Linked DNA regions of Homo sapiens: region 2 is linked to region 1. The links are chromatin loops, found by intact Hi-C in ENCODE. Cell type or tissue: Panc1. All regions are shown on one strand.

What was found. Hi-C counts contacts between places; a loop is a spot of excess contacts. Peaks named below come from ENCODE experiments on the same cell type or tissue, not always from the same donor. Only the 100,000 strongest peaks of a DNase experiment are listed, where the experiment ranks them.
Region 2: a loop joins it to region 1, with 4 times the contacts of the local background. A loop is called at or near these places in 11 of 110 quality-filtered maps.

Annotation. Positions count from the first base shown.
Region 1 is chrX:153,648,661-153,651,160 of GRCh38, forward strand. It overlaps DUSP9 (dual specificity phosphatase 9), which reads left to right. Exons shown (of 4, transcript NM_001318503.2): 3 at 572-1,027; 4 at 1,320-2,500. The coding sequence ends at 1,645. Among named protein-coding and RNA genes, the nearest start is that of DUSP9, 2.7 kb to the left of the region's middle. In Panc1, CTCF peaks have their summits at 1,187 and 1,389; no DNase peak of the experiment used is centred here.
Region 2 is chrX:153,538,364-153,540,863 of GRCh38, forward strand. The region is part of intron 3 of ATP2B3 (ATPase plasma membrane Ca2+ transporting 3); the gene reads left to right. Among named protein-coding and RNA genes, the nearest start is that of ATP2B3, 22 kb to the left of the region's middle. In Panc1, no CTCF peak of the experiment used is centred here; a DNase peak (open chromatin) is centred at 1,278.

The sequences.
Region 1 (2,500 bases):
AGACAGCACTGGTGCAATCACGGCTCACTGAAGCCTCCTGGGCTCAAGCGATCCTCCTGCCTTAGCCTCCCGAACAGCATATAAAGTGTCAGGTGTCCAGCCCGGGGAAATAGTATCTGTAAATAGAGATGCTGGCTTCTTGAGCCATATTCTCCCCCAAGTTCCCCCACATCTTGGGGTCCCACTTCATCCCTGAGAGTCAGGAGATGCCCAGGCAGAGAGCTGACATCTGAGTTCCTCCTTTTCTTTAGCTGATGGCCGCAGTCCTCCCTAAGGCTGGCAGTGCATCTCGGCTCTGTTGAGCCCTCACACCTGCCTCAGCTTGACCCTAGGGGTGTAAGATCCTTTCCGGTGGCTCAGCGTGAGCCCAGCTTCTTGCAGCCCGAGCTGACTGAGGGTGGCTAGGGCCCCACGTGGGTACCAGGACACACCAAGCTGCTGGGTTTTGTGTTCCCTTTGGGAACATTTGCAAACCCTCCAAGTTGTCCAGGGTCATCTCCCCAGCCCCAGACAGAGGCACTTGGCTGCCCAGAAGGCCAGGTCAGCAGGCCCCATGCCCTCTCCCCAACAGGAGGCTTCAGCAGATTCCAGGCCGAGTGCCCTCACCTGTGTGAGACCAGCCTTGCTGGCCGTGCCGGCTCCAGCATGGCGCCGGTGCCCGGTCCAGTGCCCGTGGTGGGGTTGGGCAGCCTGTGCCTGGGCTCCGACTGCTCTGATGCGGAATCCGAGGCTGACCGCGACTCCATGAGCTGTGGCCTGGATTCGGAGGGTGCCACACCCCCACCAGTGGGGCTGCGGGCATCCTTCCCTGTCCAGATCCTGCCCAACCTCTATCTGGGCAGTGCCCGGGATTCCGCCAATTTGGAGAGCCTGGCCAAACTGGGCATCCGCTACATCCTCAATGTCACCCCCAACCTCCCAAACTTCTTCGAGAAGAATGGTGACTTTCACTACAAGCAGATCCCCATCTCCGACCACTGGAGCCAGAACCTGTCGCGGTTCTTTCCGGAGGCCATTGAGTTCATTGGTGAGTCCACCCCACCCACCCTTCCCTCCTGTCCTCCCCAAGGCCTGCTCTGGCCTCCCCCTTGTGAGTACTCCTCCCAAGCCCCGCTGCCATTCCCAGAGCCAAAAGCCTAGGTGACAGTTCTAGGGGACAGGCAGAGCTAGGGCGGCCCCCAGAGGCCACTAGAGAAACCTGCAGGTCGTGGCCATCTGGCCCAGGGGGCAGGGCGGGGCCTTTGAGGGCCCTTCGGAAGGCCTCGGCCTCACACACGCCTGCCCTCCGGGTCTCCCGGGCCCTTTCCTGCCCCATCTAGATGAGGCCTTGTCCCAGAACTGCGGGGTGCTCGTCCACTGCTTGGCGGGGGTCAGCCGTTCTGTCACCGTCACTGTGGCCTACCTCATGCAGAAGCTCCACCTCTCTCTCAACGATGCCTATGACCTGGTCAAGAGGAAGAAGTCTAACATCTCCCCCAACTTCAACTTCATGGGGCAGTTGCTGGACTTTGAGCGCAGCTTGCGGCTGGAGGAGCGCCACTCGCAGGAGCAGGGCAGTGGGGGGCAGGCATCTGCGGCCTCCAACCCGCCCTCCTTCTTCACCACCCCCACCAGTGATGGCGCCTTCGAGCTGGCCCCCACCTAGGGCCCCGTGGCCGGCAGGCCGGCCCCTGCCCCACCCCCACCCACGGGTGTCCCTGCCCACTCGTGTGGCAAGGGAGGGGAGGGCAGGAGGGCTCGGCCTGAGCAGGGTGCTGGGGGGAGAGCGCAATACCTCACGCGGGCTGCCGTCCTAATCAACGTGCCTATGGCGGGACCACGCTCGGAGCCTGCCTCTTCTGCGACTGTTACTTTTTCTTTGCGGGATGGGGGTGGGGGTTCCCTCTCCAGGTGGTTGTCCAGGCCCAGGTCCCGGCCCTGGGTGCTCAGCCAGCTCGGCTAGGCCCTGCGCCTCCCTGCGCTTCCCCCTTCAGGAAGGGTGTGTGCCACCTCGTTGCACTGGATCCCAGTGGCTGCTTGGGGGAGAGGCGTTTGCCATCACTGGTGTTGTCACCTCCCTGTTTCTCCACCAAGGGCTTGGGCCTCTCGGGGCTGGGGCCTCCCAGGGGATGGGGACCCAGAGTGCAGTGGCCGCCCACATCCATGGCCTAGGAGCTACTGGGCAGGTTCCCGGCCACACATCTGGTGGGCTGTTTTGTTTTTTTTTTTTCCTCTTCCCCCAGATGTCTTGACGGGATCACTGGGGCTCTTTGTGAGTGAGGGTGGCCAAACTACCGCCGGAGGAGATGGGGTCTCAGAGCGAGAGCTGCGGAGGGGGAGGGGAAGAAGAAGGCCTCACTTTTGCTGCTGCGGGGCCCACACAGCCGCTGCTACTTTGGGGGGTGGGGAAGGGGCCAAGCTGCAGACACACACAGTCATTCATTTCTGTCCACACCCCTGTGGGTGGCGGGTGTGCGTGTGTGTGCTTGTGTGTGCGCACGTGTCGGCGCTCACACACACA
Region 2 (2,500 bases), 110 kb before region 1:
CATTGCGGGAAGGGGACTTTATCTTCTGGCGGTACACTCATCAATCCACTGCCCTCCCTGTCTTGGGAGCACTCCAAGAGGATTCCAGAACCCATCCTGGAAACCGCGCTGCTGTTGTCAGGAAACCTGGGTCTCAGGCTGAACTCAGAGGTGGGTTCGCCCGGGAACCTGGCCCCGCCCAGTGCCCCTCTGGGCTCCACAGGCAGTTCTGGAAAGGAGGGGGCGGATTCGCTGGGAGCCGACACGAGATGCTCCTAATCCAATTCTGATGGCATCTGGCCTCTGCTCCGGGCAGGCCGCCCATCTGTGTCCATGCCAACCGGCCAGCCCCTGCCCCCATGCCCTGGACCTGGACTGCCCTCGGGCCTGCTGGGGAAGCATGTGCTCAGAGCCAGAGGGGCCGCAGCTGTGTTCCTCCTCCCCGTCAATGGGTGCTGCAGTGGGGCAGCCGTCGGGACCCCGAGCCCACAGGAAGGCTAAGGAGAAACGAGCAAGGCTACAGCTGCAAGGGCAGGTCAAGGCCAAGGGAGAGGCTGGCGAGGGCGAGGGAGCTCCTGGGGAATGGGCCAGGGGTCCCGGCTGCTCTCAGGGACAAACTGGGCATGTGAGGAGGGGCAGGCAGGAGAGAGACTCGCATGGAGGCTCCAGGCTAAGGGCAGTGGAGACCCCAGGTGTCTGGGGAGCCCTCCCCTGCTCCTCTCCCTCCGCAGAAGCCCCACGGTTAGCACGTGCTTCTTCTTAAGTCACTTGGGGGGTCTTGTACTCCCTAGTACTGTCCCCACCTGGCTTAGCTCCTGTAATTCCAGGAGACAGTCCCAGTCCAGAGCGAGGTGCACACCCCTCAGTTGGGTCCCTGGTCCCCAGCCCCCTCCCCACCACCCAGGAGCTGAGGTCGTGCGTTAACCCCAGGCTCCCGATTGGGGCAGGCTCGGGCCTCAGCAAGAGGCCTTTGGCTCCTGAAGAAACCTGAGCCAGGGGCAGAGAGGCACGGACAGCTGCGGCTCTTCTGGGTGGGGAGGACGCCATGTGGCCGTCGCCTAGCTGGGGTGAATGAGCCACGGTTGTGCGGGCGGCAGCTTCTGTTCCACTGCGGCCAGGGCTACCCCTGCCCCTCCTCAGAAGCCCCAAGGTTAGCATGCGCCTGTTCTCCAGTCATCTGGAGGGTCTTGTGTGCCTTCCCAGACCCACTGTGAGTGCCCCATGGGCTGGGGCTGGGCTCTCTGGTCATCCCGTCCCTGCAGCAGATGGCAGGCGTGAGCCCAGCTGCCCAGGGCTGGGAGCTGCAAGCTGCTGTCTGTCCACCAGGTGTCAGTGTGGGTCTGGTCACGGCCGCGACAGCACTGGGCGCCGGGTGAGCGCCCGGGAGGGCTCCTCGGGATCAGCCGGGGCTGAGAATCCTGGGGCCAAGGGTGGGGCCAGAGGAGGGTGTCATCCCACATGCCTGCCCCGGTAGAAGGTGGCTGAGTGGGTGTCCAGGCCCGGATGCCAGTCACGCACGTAAGCTTCCAGTACCTTCAGGCCAAGGAAGACTGAGAAGTAAGCGTCCTCAAGGATGACAAGTGACAGAATTGGATAGGGACAGGTGGCTCTGATTGTGAAGGCAAAGCCAATTTGGGGGCTTCTGAGTGGCTTTGGGTGTCATTCAAGTCGCCATGTAGACAAGCTGTGAGCCCTGGCTGAGGGATCAAAGTTGGTGCTGGAGTTGCATTAGAACCAAGGCTGCTGGGTCCTGAGGGCCCTGTGCTCACCGGGTCCTGTCGGGCAGCGTAGGTTCTGTCCTGACCTGGGCCACAGGCCAGAGCTCTGACTCATGGTTACAGGGCCCTCTCCACCTCCGGCCTCAGTGGCCTTGTCTGCACCCTGCAGAGAGCAGCTGATGAGCAGCCCAGGGTGGGCAGTGTCTCCCCGACCCCTGCGAGGCCATGCAGCCCAGAAAAGGCTTGAAGACTTCCCAGTCCCCTCCCTCAGCACCGTGACTCCGGTTTGGCTTCTCCCCGCCTGTTCCCCACCAGGAACCCACTCCCATTCCCGTGCCTCTCTCTCTCCTCGCGTGACACCGTTCTTCTTCTTTGGGTCTCTGGACCCAAGAACTTGCATCTCCCATTAGCTCTCATGCTCCCTCCCCACTGCTTCTTCCCCGAGAAACTTCTGGAAAGTAAGCCTCCGCTCCCTGTTGCCAGCAGCCACAGGCACCCTGGAGACTGCTGATTCCTCGGCACTGGCCGTGCTCATGCCCCAATCCCTCGGGCCCTGCCCACCCTCTTTGCAGGCTGTCCCTGCCCCCACAGGTTGGGCTGTGTGACACTGCCAGTCTTTGGGACCGGCTGGCCCCATCTTACAGAGCTGGGGAGGGGGGTGTTGGTGACAAGCCTGCTCAGGGAATTCATAGGCTGGGAGCTAGAGAGGTGTTTCCTGACAGGCACAGAGCCCTGGCCTAGTCTTTGGCATCTGGTGCCATCCCAGCCTCCCCTGATTGGTGGCCCTCCCCATGTCTCCACTA